Linked DNA regions of Homo sapiens: region 2 is linked to region 1. The links are chromatin contacts, found by Hi-C or POLR2A ChIA-PET in ENCODE. All regions are on one chromosome and are shown on one strand. Each heading gives the region's core, a stretch centred on a gene start or an enhancer-like site at or near the end of the contact. The rest is flanking DNA. Distances are from core to core; before and after follow the strand shown.

Evidence for each region. Hi-C counts contacts between places; a loop is a spot of excess contacts on that map. ChIA-PET counts read pairs that join two places held with the same protein, here RNA polymerase II (POLR2A). Pooled maps may share reads with other maps.
Region 2: a pooled map shows a loop between it and region 1 (5-fold over the local background). The contact joins two enhancer-like sites. A Hi-C loop is called at or near these places in 2 of 168 maps with a recorded cell type or tissue (PC-9 and mammary epithelial cell) and 2 of 50 pooled maps. POLR2A ChIA-PET finds 5 or more read pairs at or near these places in 2 of 52 experiments (MCF 10A and PC-9).

Annotation. Positions count from the first base shown.
Region 1 is chr7:54,964,743-54,969,701 of GRCh38, forward strand. No RefSeq gene overlaps it. Among named protein-coding and RNA genes, the nearest start is that of EGFR, 52 kb to the right of the region's middle. Within about 2 kb of position 2,774, at least 4 of the 41 ENCODE cell types and tissues checked have a DNase peak (open chromatin) inside an H3K27ac peak, as active enhancers do; they include PC-9 and mammary epithelial cell, where a contact is called at or near this core.
Region 2 is chr7:55,118,087-55,123,045 of GRCh38, forward strand. All of the region lies in intron 1 of EGFR (epidermal growth factor receptor), which reads left to right. Among named protein-coding and RNA genes, the nearest start is that of EGFR-AS1, 68 kb to the right of the region's middle. Within about 2 kb of position 2,850, at least 15 of the 41 ENCODE cell types and tissues checked have a DNase peak (open chromatin) inside an H3K27ac peak, as active enhancers do; they include PC-9 and mammary epithelial cell, where a contact is called at or near this core.

The sequences.
Region 1 (4,959 bases), core at 1,524-4,023:
TCTAGAAGGAATACATTTCTGTTCTTGGTAAGCCAGCCAGTTTATGGAATGTTTGTTATAGCAGCCCAAGATGGTTGAGACAAGTGGTAGACTTATGATGGGTGAGTATATGAATTCTATCTCAGTAAAGCTGTTAAAAAGAAAAAGAAAAACAAAGCTAAAAGTTGTTTCCTTAAAAAAATTAGTGAAATCAGTAAAGTTTAGCAAGACAGATCAAGGAAGAGAAAAGGAGAAAATACAAATTACCAATATTAGGAATGAAAAGAGAAACATAACTGTGTATCCTACAGTTATTAAAAAGGTAACAAGAGTATAATATAAACAACTTTACAACCTAGAATTTGCCAATTTAGATGAAACAGATGAATAAATTCTTTGAAAAAAATTCCAAAAGTAATAGGAAAAGAAATAAAGAATCTTAGGTATTTTATGAGGCCAGAATAACTTAGATACCAAGACTTTACAAGCACCTTACAAAATACATACATGCAAAACTCTTAAATAAAAATTAGCAATCAAATATAACAATATACAAAAAATACATTATTACCAAGTAAATTTATTCTAGGAGGTTAATAGTAGCTTAATACTTGAAAGATATTCATTATAACTCACCACATGTGGTGAAATTCAAATACGACCACAAAGGCTTTAATACTCCCCCTTCAGTACTGTGGTAGAACGTAATTCCCCTGCCCTTGAGTGTGAGCTGGACTTACTGACTCCTTTGTAACTAATAGAATGAAACATAGTGATGATATCTAACTTCAGAGACCAGTTTATAAAGGACACTGTGATTTTCTCATCTCTCCCTTTCTTGGATTATAGTCAACCCTCTATATCTGTGGGTTCCTCATCCATGGATTTCATTGACTCCACATTGAAAATATTCAAAATAAATAAATAACAATGCAACAACAAAAATAATACAAATAAAACATACAGTATAACAACTATTTACATAGTGCTTACATAGTATTTGGTATTATAAATAACCTAGAGATAATTTAAAGTGTATGGAGGAGAAAGGTATATGTGTGTAGGTTATATGCGAATACTATGCCATTTTATATCAGGAACTTGAGCATCTGTGGATTTTGATATCTGCAAAGGATACTGAAACCAATACCCCACAAATACTGAAGGATGACTATACTCACCTTGAAGTAAACAAACAGCTTTACGGTAAAATATATATCACATAAGATTTGCCATTTTAACTATTTTTAAGTGTAAAATTCAGTGGCATTAATTACATCTCCACTGTCTCATTCCAAAATTCTTTCCATACCCCAAGCAGAAACTCTGTACCCATTAATCTGTTACCGATTTTAAACAATAAAAGTTTTCATTTTCTTTCATTATCTCATTGGACATAAGATATAGTCAGCAATAACTTAGTTAAAGCCTTTTCTTATATTTAAATGTAATTATAGGATACTTTTCTTGGGAAGGGAGGAATGACAATTGATTCTAACCACAGTCTAATGACTTTAACTGTTCTGGAGCTAAGTTTACCTGTCTTTAGAAGGTTTGGAACCATGGTATTAACTACATCCTCTATTTCATGAACAGCTTCCTTGGGCACAATAGTTATGTTCTACCCATTGAGATAGATACAAAACAGGGTGAGATGTGTTCAGGAAAATAAGCTTGTTATTAATACTTTTAATATAACAAATACTGTTATGGTCCAGACACCAAACTGAGCAATTTACAACGTTTACCTCATTTAATCCTCATGACACCCCTATGACATGGTTACTATTTCTATGTGCATTATTCAGAATAAGCCTGTGACATCTCAGCAATGTCACTGAGCCACACACTCACCCTCCTTTAGGTAACACCTTCACTACCTAAGGCAGGTGAAAAAGGAATCATAACCATGAGAGCTAGGTCAGGGGACAGAGTGGAATCAAGACACTAGGGTCACCCTTGTGAGAAGAGCATATAAACTATCATGCTAGGATGCTTTGACATCTGACTTGAGTTTTCTTTGTGTTGGGCACGCATCGCATAGTGTGGTGTTAAGTACGTGGGTTGACTCTGAAATAAAGCCATCTGGGTTTACATGAGAGCTATGGAATTTATTAAGTCTTAGAATTTACTAAAGCTTTTACTTACGAAGGCAAGTTAACAAACCTGTGTAAGTCTCTATTCTGAATAATGCACATAGAAATAGTAACCATGTCATAGGGGTGTCATGAGGATTAAATGAGGTAAACCTCGTAAATTGCTCAGCTTGGTGTCTGGACCATAACAGCAGTTGTTATATTAAAAGTATTAAATTAAAATGAAACATCAATAAATGTCAGTAAGTGAAGGTTTATGTGCTGCTTTTGAGATTCATAAACATGGCTGAAAAGAGAAGGGGTTTAATGAACAAGACTGTTCAAAATGTCAAGTTTACAGATTATCAAAACTGTTTCTTTAAATAGTGTTTGGATGTCAAGTTTTGGAATGGAGCAAATTAAATATTCCTTTCACAGTCTTTCTCTTCCAATTCTAAGATGCCAAGTTTCAGACAAGTGCCTGAATTCCAAGTGACATTCCAACATAGCCCTGTTATAAAGTGCCTTTATGCTCATTCTTCTATAACCTTGATTTAGTCCATTTGTTTTTTGGAGGAGGAGGGTTTCACCTTCAATAGCTACGTGCGAAGTCTAGAGACACATTCAAGTTTATGAGAAGTTTGTACTTTGCATTGTTTATGATTATTCTGACTCAAGCTGAATGGCCCATTTCTCTGTATTGCGACAGCCCGGGCAATTGCACACCTGAGCATGTCCTTGGAATGCGTGAGACACAAACATTCCAAACTGTAGGGATGCCAACTATTCCAACTATGTATCCAGAGTTCCCCACACGTATCTTAGCAAACAAGAACAAAACAACTCGATCCCATTGCTTGAACATGTTGGGCCACCTCATGTTCTCAGGCCACCATCCTCCACCTCAGGTCACGTGGTGAACATCCATAAGTAAGGATTATTCAGACTGAAGGCTAACAAGGAAATAAATAAATGACCCAGGATAAGCCATGGTATCTAGTTCAGGGTTTTTTTAGAGACAGTGGATAGAGCAGTCATTGGGTCTACTTATGACCAGGTCAATGATTTCCCGAAGTCTAAATACATCCAACAGATGTGACACAGTAGACTGCCATGGTCTTGGTAGCCAAGGAATTTGCTCCCAAGTGGAAGAGAAGGGAGCAGTGGTGGTTCTTGATATCCTGTGGGCATTCTCAGCCCAGAAAAGGGAGGCTCTTATGAACCTTCTGAGGAATAATACATTCTTTTAAACACAGAAGAATCTAGCAGAAGCTTATACAGGGAGAGGACTGCAAGTGTGAACCAAGACCTAGCACCTGGCAGGCCAGTCAAATAACCTGGCCATACTTGGTGGTGGGGAGAAAGGAAGCCGGCCCAGTGTTCCTACAAGCACTGCCCAGCTCGATTCCCAGGCCTGTGGCAAAGCACCACATGCGGTCTTCATTTCACTCTGGAAGCTGTCAGTACAGCCCAGGTGTTTCTGCTGCAGGCTCGAAAGGGCTGAAACTGCCGGTGGCCATTTGGGGTTGGGGTTGAGAGACAGGGACTGACAATTGCAAAGCCTTGAAATACAACCGCTACTAATCACAAGGAATGAAAGTATTGCCATGTTGACTATGCAACATTTAGTAACAATAGTACATTTTAAAATTAGTGTTTGCTTAATTGTTGCTCAATTACATTGATGCTGCTATCCCCAAATGCCAAACTATTTCCACTTTTCTGTTGCAGAAAAAAGAACATCACCTCTATAGTTATAACCTTGACATAGAAAATAAGTATATATTTTGTTTTTGTATTTATGCTAACTTTGAATATGTTTTATGTTGCATAAACTCCACAGTTATTATTTTAAGTTCTGCATTTTAAAATTTATTTCCATTTTTATCTTATGGTAGAATATTAAGGTTGATGCCAATAATTTGCTATTATATGTAAATACACAATGATCATCTTCTTACTTTTAGATAAAGTCACAGTAGTAGGATCCTGATCAAAGGTATTTTTACTTGTCAGTATGTTTTTCTGTCAGTTTTCACAGGACAGATGCTGCAAACGTGGCTTCAGTAACACTGCATTCATTACGTCAGGTATGTCACAGGGGGACACCTCCTTCACTGCTGACACCTCATTAATCGTAAAAGGTATCTTATCAGTCTTCTAAATATAATTTCATTCACACATCACAATGTTAATCATCATTTGATGTTTGCATATTAAAAATATTTCCTACTATGCAAATTTTCTGTACTTAAACTTGAAGCTCTCATTCAATTCTCATTGGTTTGAATAACAAATACATTTTCCTGTATAAGCCAAAAATATTTTCCAAGTTATTTGTTTTTCCTTTTGATAGGTATTTTTCATATATGTTTAATGATTTGTATAGTCTCATGACTGGGAGTCACTGGGAGATCTTACCTCTTGCAGCACCCACGCTCCCATACTTGACACAGTCCTAAAACTAATGACAGCATCATCTCACTTACACGCGGGATGTAGCAAGGGTGGATTCACGTGCATGGAGAGCAGAACGGAGGTGACCAGAGGCTGCAGGGAGAGGCTGGGGAGGTGTTGGTCAAAAGATACAAATTTCAGTTAGACACGGGGAGTAAGGTCAGGAGATCCATTGTACAACATGATGACTATAGTTCCCAACAATGTATTATATTCCTGAATATTGCTACAAGAGTAAGTTTCAAGCATTTTCACCACAAAACGATACGTTTTTGAGGTAATTCCCATGTTAATTAGTTTGATTTCACCATTCCACAACATACACACATTTCAAAACATGCTGTATGTTATAAATACATACAATTTTTGTCACTTAAAAAATAGTATAAAAGAAGCCACTAAGAGAAAAAAAAACTCATGACAAATGACTAATATGATGAATCATTTG
Region 2 (4,959 bases), core at 1,600-4,099, 150 kb after region 1:
TAATTTTTCATTAATGAATCCTTTATTCATAAAATGCTTAGATGGAGATTACCCTTTTGAGCATTTTGCCAGTGCTTCTGAAATTAATGGGGACCTCCTGTTGGAGGACACAGTCTGTTGCAATAGGTGACCACTGCTCTGAATCTATGTCACCTCTCCAGGACCACGGGCACAACCATCACCTGAGGCATGTTGGAGATGCAGATGGTCAGGCCCTCCTAGAATCTCAGAATCTGCATTTTAGCAAAGTCCTGGGTAATTCCTATGTCCATTGGAGTTTGAGAAGCACTGGTAATCTCAAATACTTTAAAAGATTACTAGAGTAAGATAGGCTCAGTAGGTACCTGAAGGCACCATCCCAAAGACCAGAGTGGTAGAAGCAGGTGGACCAGCCTCTGAACACATTTCTCCCCCACTCCCCGGCTGTGTGGAAGGTTGCCACCTTTGGGGTAGTCATTCAACAAACACGTGTCAACTGTCCACTATGTGTCAGGCCACCACTGGGCACTGGCTGTGGCTAGCTGGATAGACACCATTTCTGCCCTCCAGAAATGTCATGTCCACTGGCACATGACAAGTCACTAAGTCATTCAGAGCCATGGGTGACAGCTCCAGGGGCCGACAAAGGAGCTGTGATCTCACAGATCCACAGAGAAGTGTCCCAGGGCGGGCGGGAACCAGGACTGCACAGGGAGGGGTGAAGTGACACATAAGAAGTCAGCCCATCAGCCTGAAATGCTCCCCCAAATCTTCCCATTCAGTGTTTTCTCAGTAGCAAACTCGTGGGAAAATTGGTTATTTTACTTAAAAAACTCATACTAGAAAGCTAGTTTAACTTTAAAAATAAATTTTAAAAACATTTTTATTAACAAATCCTACCTTTCCTCCAAAGTCAAGGAGAAAAGAATAGAAGTGAACAATGGACCAAGTAAGCCTAAAACTCTGCTCTTTCCCCTGCTCATTTTACAGTTCAAGTGCCATTCAATTTATCCTGGCAAGAAGAGGAAGGCATCATCAAGACCTTAATTTTCTAATACATCTGATCTGAGAAGAATGTGAAAGCTATAAAATTAATTTTTGATCAATAACTACAGGCCTTTTGAGAGAGTGCCCTCCTAATGAATTGAGTACCTATTTCTCCATACACAGTGTCTATCATGACCTACAAACCCTTTTCCCATGAGGTGTAACAGAGAGAGATTACAGCCTTGGAACTGGATGTCAGACTCTCCTGGTTTAAGACAATAAGCCATGACATAGAGCCTGAAACCAACACAATCTTCCGAGTGGTTCCAGAAACATATAGGGGATAATGTTGGCTCTGATGCTGTACATCCCCAACAACCATCAACTATTTGGAAACTAGAATTTCAGCATAATTGGAGTTGGTGTTACCCTAGCAAATGCTGTGGGAAGAGAGTCTCACTGTGTATCTTCTCCTGTTTAAAGCCTGAATTTGTTCAGAATGTAATATCTCTGTTTAGCCACTCTACTGAAACTGATCTAGGAAATGTTCAAAAAAAGGTATCCCAAGGATCCCTTTGTAGCTACATCTGTGGGATTCCCCTCGCTCTGGCGTGGCCTGGCCCCTCTGCATTTGACAATACGGTCCTATGCTTTTGTCTTCCTGGGCTGCGTGAACCCACCCTGCCCTGGTTCACCTCTCCTCTTGACCCATCCTTATCAGTGTCTTGAAAGGTCCTTCTATTGGAGGACACATTCTGTTGCAGCAGGTGACCACTGCCCCAAATCTGTTTCACCTCCCCAGGGCCATGGGCACAACCATCCCTGGAGTGTGTTAGAGATGCAGTTGGCCAGGTCCTCCAAAATCTCAGAATCTGCATTTTTGCAAAGTCCTGGGTAACTCCTATGTCCATGAGAGTTTGAGAAGTACTGGTCTCATGAGTTCCTGACATACAAATAGTGCTGAGGCCAGTATGCTGACTGGGTAGCCAGATACAAGTGAAAACCTTCCTGTTTTTTGCAAACCTGGATGGACCCGAGGCCGCTGACGTGGGCCAGGACAAGCTACTCTTTTTCAGTGTTTCTGTTGCATCGCTGTGTCTCTCTGTGATCAGGTGCTGCCCTCCCTGGCAGGAGGACTGCAGACAGGATGACCAAGAGCACTCTACACAGCCTGCTCTCCAGTGTTGGGGGACGCCACCCACCCTCGTGGTTCCTGTTCATCTGCCTACACGTGGAGGGCCCAAGAGGGCTAATATGTGACTATCTCCACTTCCTGGTACCCTGTGTGAATAACTTCACTTACTAAAGGGATGTTGAGCAACTTTATTAATAATGAAGAAAGCACTTTGGTTTGACAAATAATCACTCCATTTTTTCATTTGAAAGTTAACTCTTGTTAGTAGAGAAAGCAATGTATTACAACCACAAGGACGTTTACATGGAAATGAACCATCTGCAAAGCATCCCCCATTTTCCTTTTAAATCAGCCAATGGGTGGTGGTGGGAGAAATATTCACCAGAGTATTTAACATCTATCCCCCTTCCTAGACTGTCAGCTCCATCCGGGCGGAGACTGTTGGTATCTCCACAGCACACACAGGGCCTGGCACACATCCGGGGCTCAGTGAGCACTTGCTGAATGGTGAACAGATTAGCTCTCCTGGGAACGTTGTTGACACATCTCATAACACTGGTTTGGAGTGGAGGGCATTCATCGGGCTGCATATTCCTATTTTTAATTGTATTCTCCACTGGTTACAGCACCTACAGTTATAAAGACATTGTTAACATTGCTTATAGGAAGACATTTGATGGAAATGAGTCCAAAGGCATTACGGTTAGAAACTGGCCAGGTGTCATTTTTGAGAGATTAGATAACTGTTTTCCGGTAGAGTGAATTGCCTGTTTGTTGCAAGTTGGGACTTTGCTGGGCTGGTTTACAGGGCCAAGGGGAAAGAGATAAGTGGATCTTCTAGTGAGAGGTCATCTGTTTTGAAAGCCTGGAAGATTCCATGAACTAAATCCAAGTCTTACAACACAGGGAAGTGTGTCATACTGTGCAGGGATGAAGTCTCCAATTTAGCATGAAAACAAGAGCTCCTCACACTGTCCTCTTCAGAAAGCCCATACAATCCAAACTTCTGAATGCTTAGCTGCTTACAACCATACATAGATTGAGGGATAAAACTCTGATATGGAAGAGAAGGTAAACATTTTTTGGCAGACATTCCCAGGAAAAGGCGGCTCTCTTCTCTCATTGCTGCTGCTCTTTCAGAATCCATTTCAACAGAGGAGGAGTCAATGGGAGCCCCGTGCCTCTGGCAGATATCATATGGCGTTTCAGTGGCATTGTGTGTTACCCTTCTTAGGTAACAGCTCAGCCATTAGAAGAATGTCCTACACACCTTCTCATTTTCTGTGATGAGAGGAATGTGAGGTACTGCCCTTCGAGAGCTGTCATTTGTCCTAGTAGCCAGCAGCGTGACTGTGCTGTCTTCTGCTCTGTCTCCCTGTCAGCCTTCTGCCCAGCCACCACCACTATAGTTTTGTTCTCTCCATTGGAACTCCTGGTTCAGAGAATTACCATAAAAAACAGACCCCTAGACATACAACACTCTATCACATAATGGTGACTTTGTCTTCTATTTTGGATTACTGAGCTTTCTTGGGTAACTTCCACTAAATCGAAGTTAATATTAGAAGAACTTCCTCTTACTAGAATCGAAAAGCATTTAAGTGATGCAGTCAAGTTTGTACCATAAGTAATTCAGTCATTTAACAAATATATATGGCCTCTGTGCGACAGTGACCTTGACTGGGAATGAAGCTGTCCCATGTGGGGCCTGTTCTTCAAAGGCAGTTCCCTGCTGCCCAGTTCAGTCCAGTGGATCTGGGCATCTCTCTTTAATCCGCATTAGGGGCTCTTTACTGATTCTTCACTATCCAAAAAGACTTGGAGGGGAGACCTGAGCCCACTTCTGGAAGGAAATGATAACAATTTATTTAGATAATCTTTGTGCAACAAGTCAATTCACTGAAGAGATCTGCTCTCTAGGAGCCTCTGTGACCCCACCATAACTGGGAAGGCTCTACCTCTCCAGTCTTCGGGCCACATTTCTCTCTGGCCTGCTGTCTTCCCAGCACTCTCAGCCTTGCTCATGGAGCACTCTAGTCCTCCGTCGACCTTGGCCTTTGGTAACGTGATTTTTCACCTGGCAGCTCCCATCTGGTCTCACTCCCTCTTTTTGTCCAGTCTGCATGACACAGCCTCACATCGTTAGTGTTCCCTCACTCCCCTCTTACTGCCCAACCTGCAAAGTCCATGCCTGGGCCAGTGCAGCATGTGTCCTCAATGGGCTGCTGGTGGCAGTGGGGGGAACCGCACAGCCACGCTGTGTGCTGCTGAAGAAATGCACAGCCTCCTACCCTCGCCCTCAAGAGGCAGCCATGGCTGCGCATTTCTGCCCTTCTGAGCTCCGCTCACTTTTGGCAGCAGCCGTTCCAACCTGCATGGGATCTTCACTCTCTCACAGATGTGCTGACTCCTCCTGCTGCCTCCCCTCTCTGTGCCTTCTCACTCTCTGTTCCCTTTGCCCTTTCTCCCCTTTTCTCCTCTGCCTACCTCCAAGCCATCCATCACAGGACAGCTCAAGCATCAGATCCTCTGGGACACTTTCCTTAGTTGTTCAGTCTGATGAGGTGTCCCTCATCCTCTCTTAGCTGAAAATCAGCAGCTGCCTCAACTTCTTTTCCAGCATGTCTCATGAGTATTGCCACAACAGCATCTGTCACAATGTGGGGTAGTGGCTGACTTGCTTTTCTGCCATTCAACTGAGTTCCCTCAGTGCTGGGGCCAGCGTGCAGTGTCTTGTATTCAGTATATAGCTGATTAATTGATGAATTGATTAATTAATGGTTCACACTAGCACAGTGCAACCTTCAATGCAAAGATCTCATCAAAATAATTCACATGGTGGGATATTTTAGAAGGAT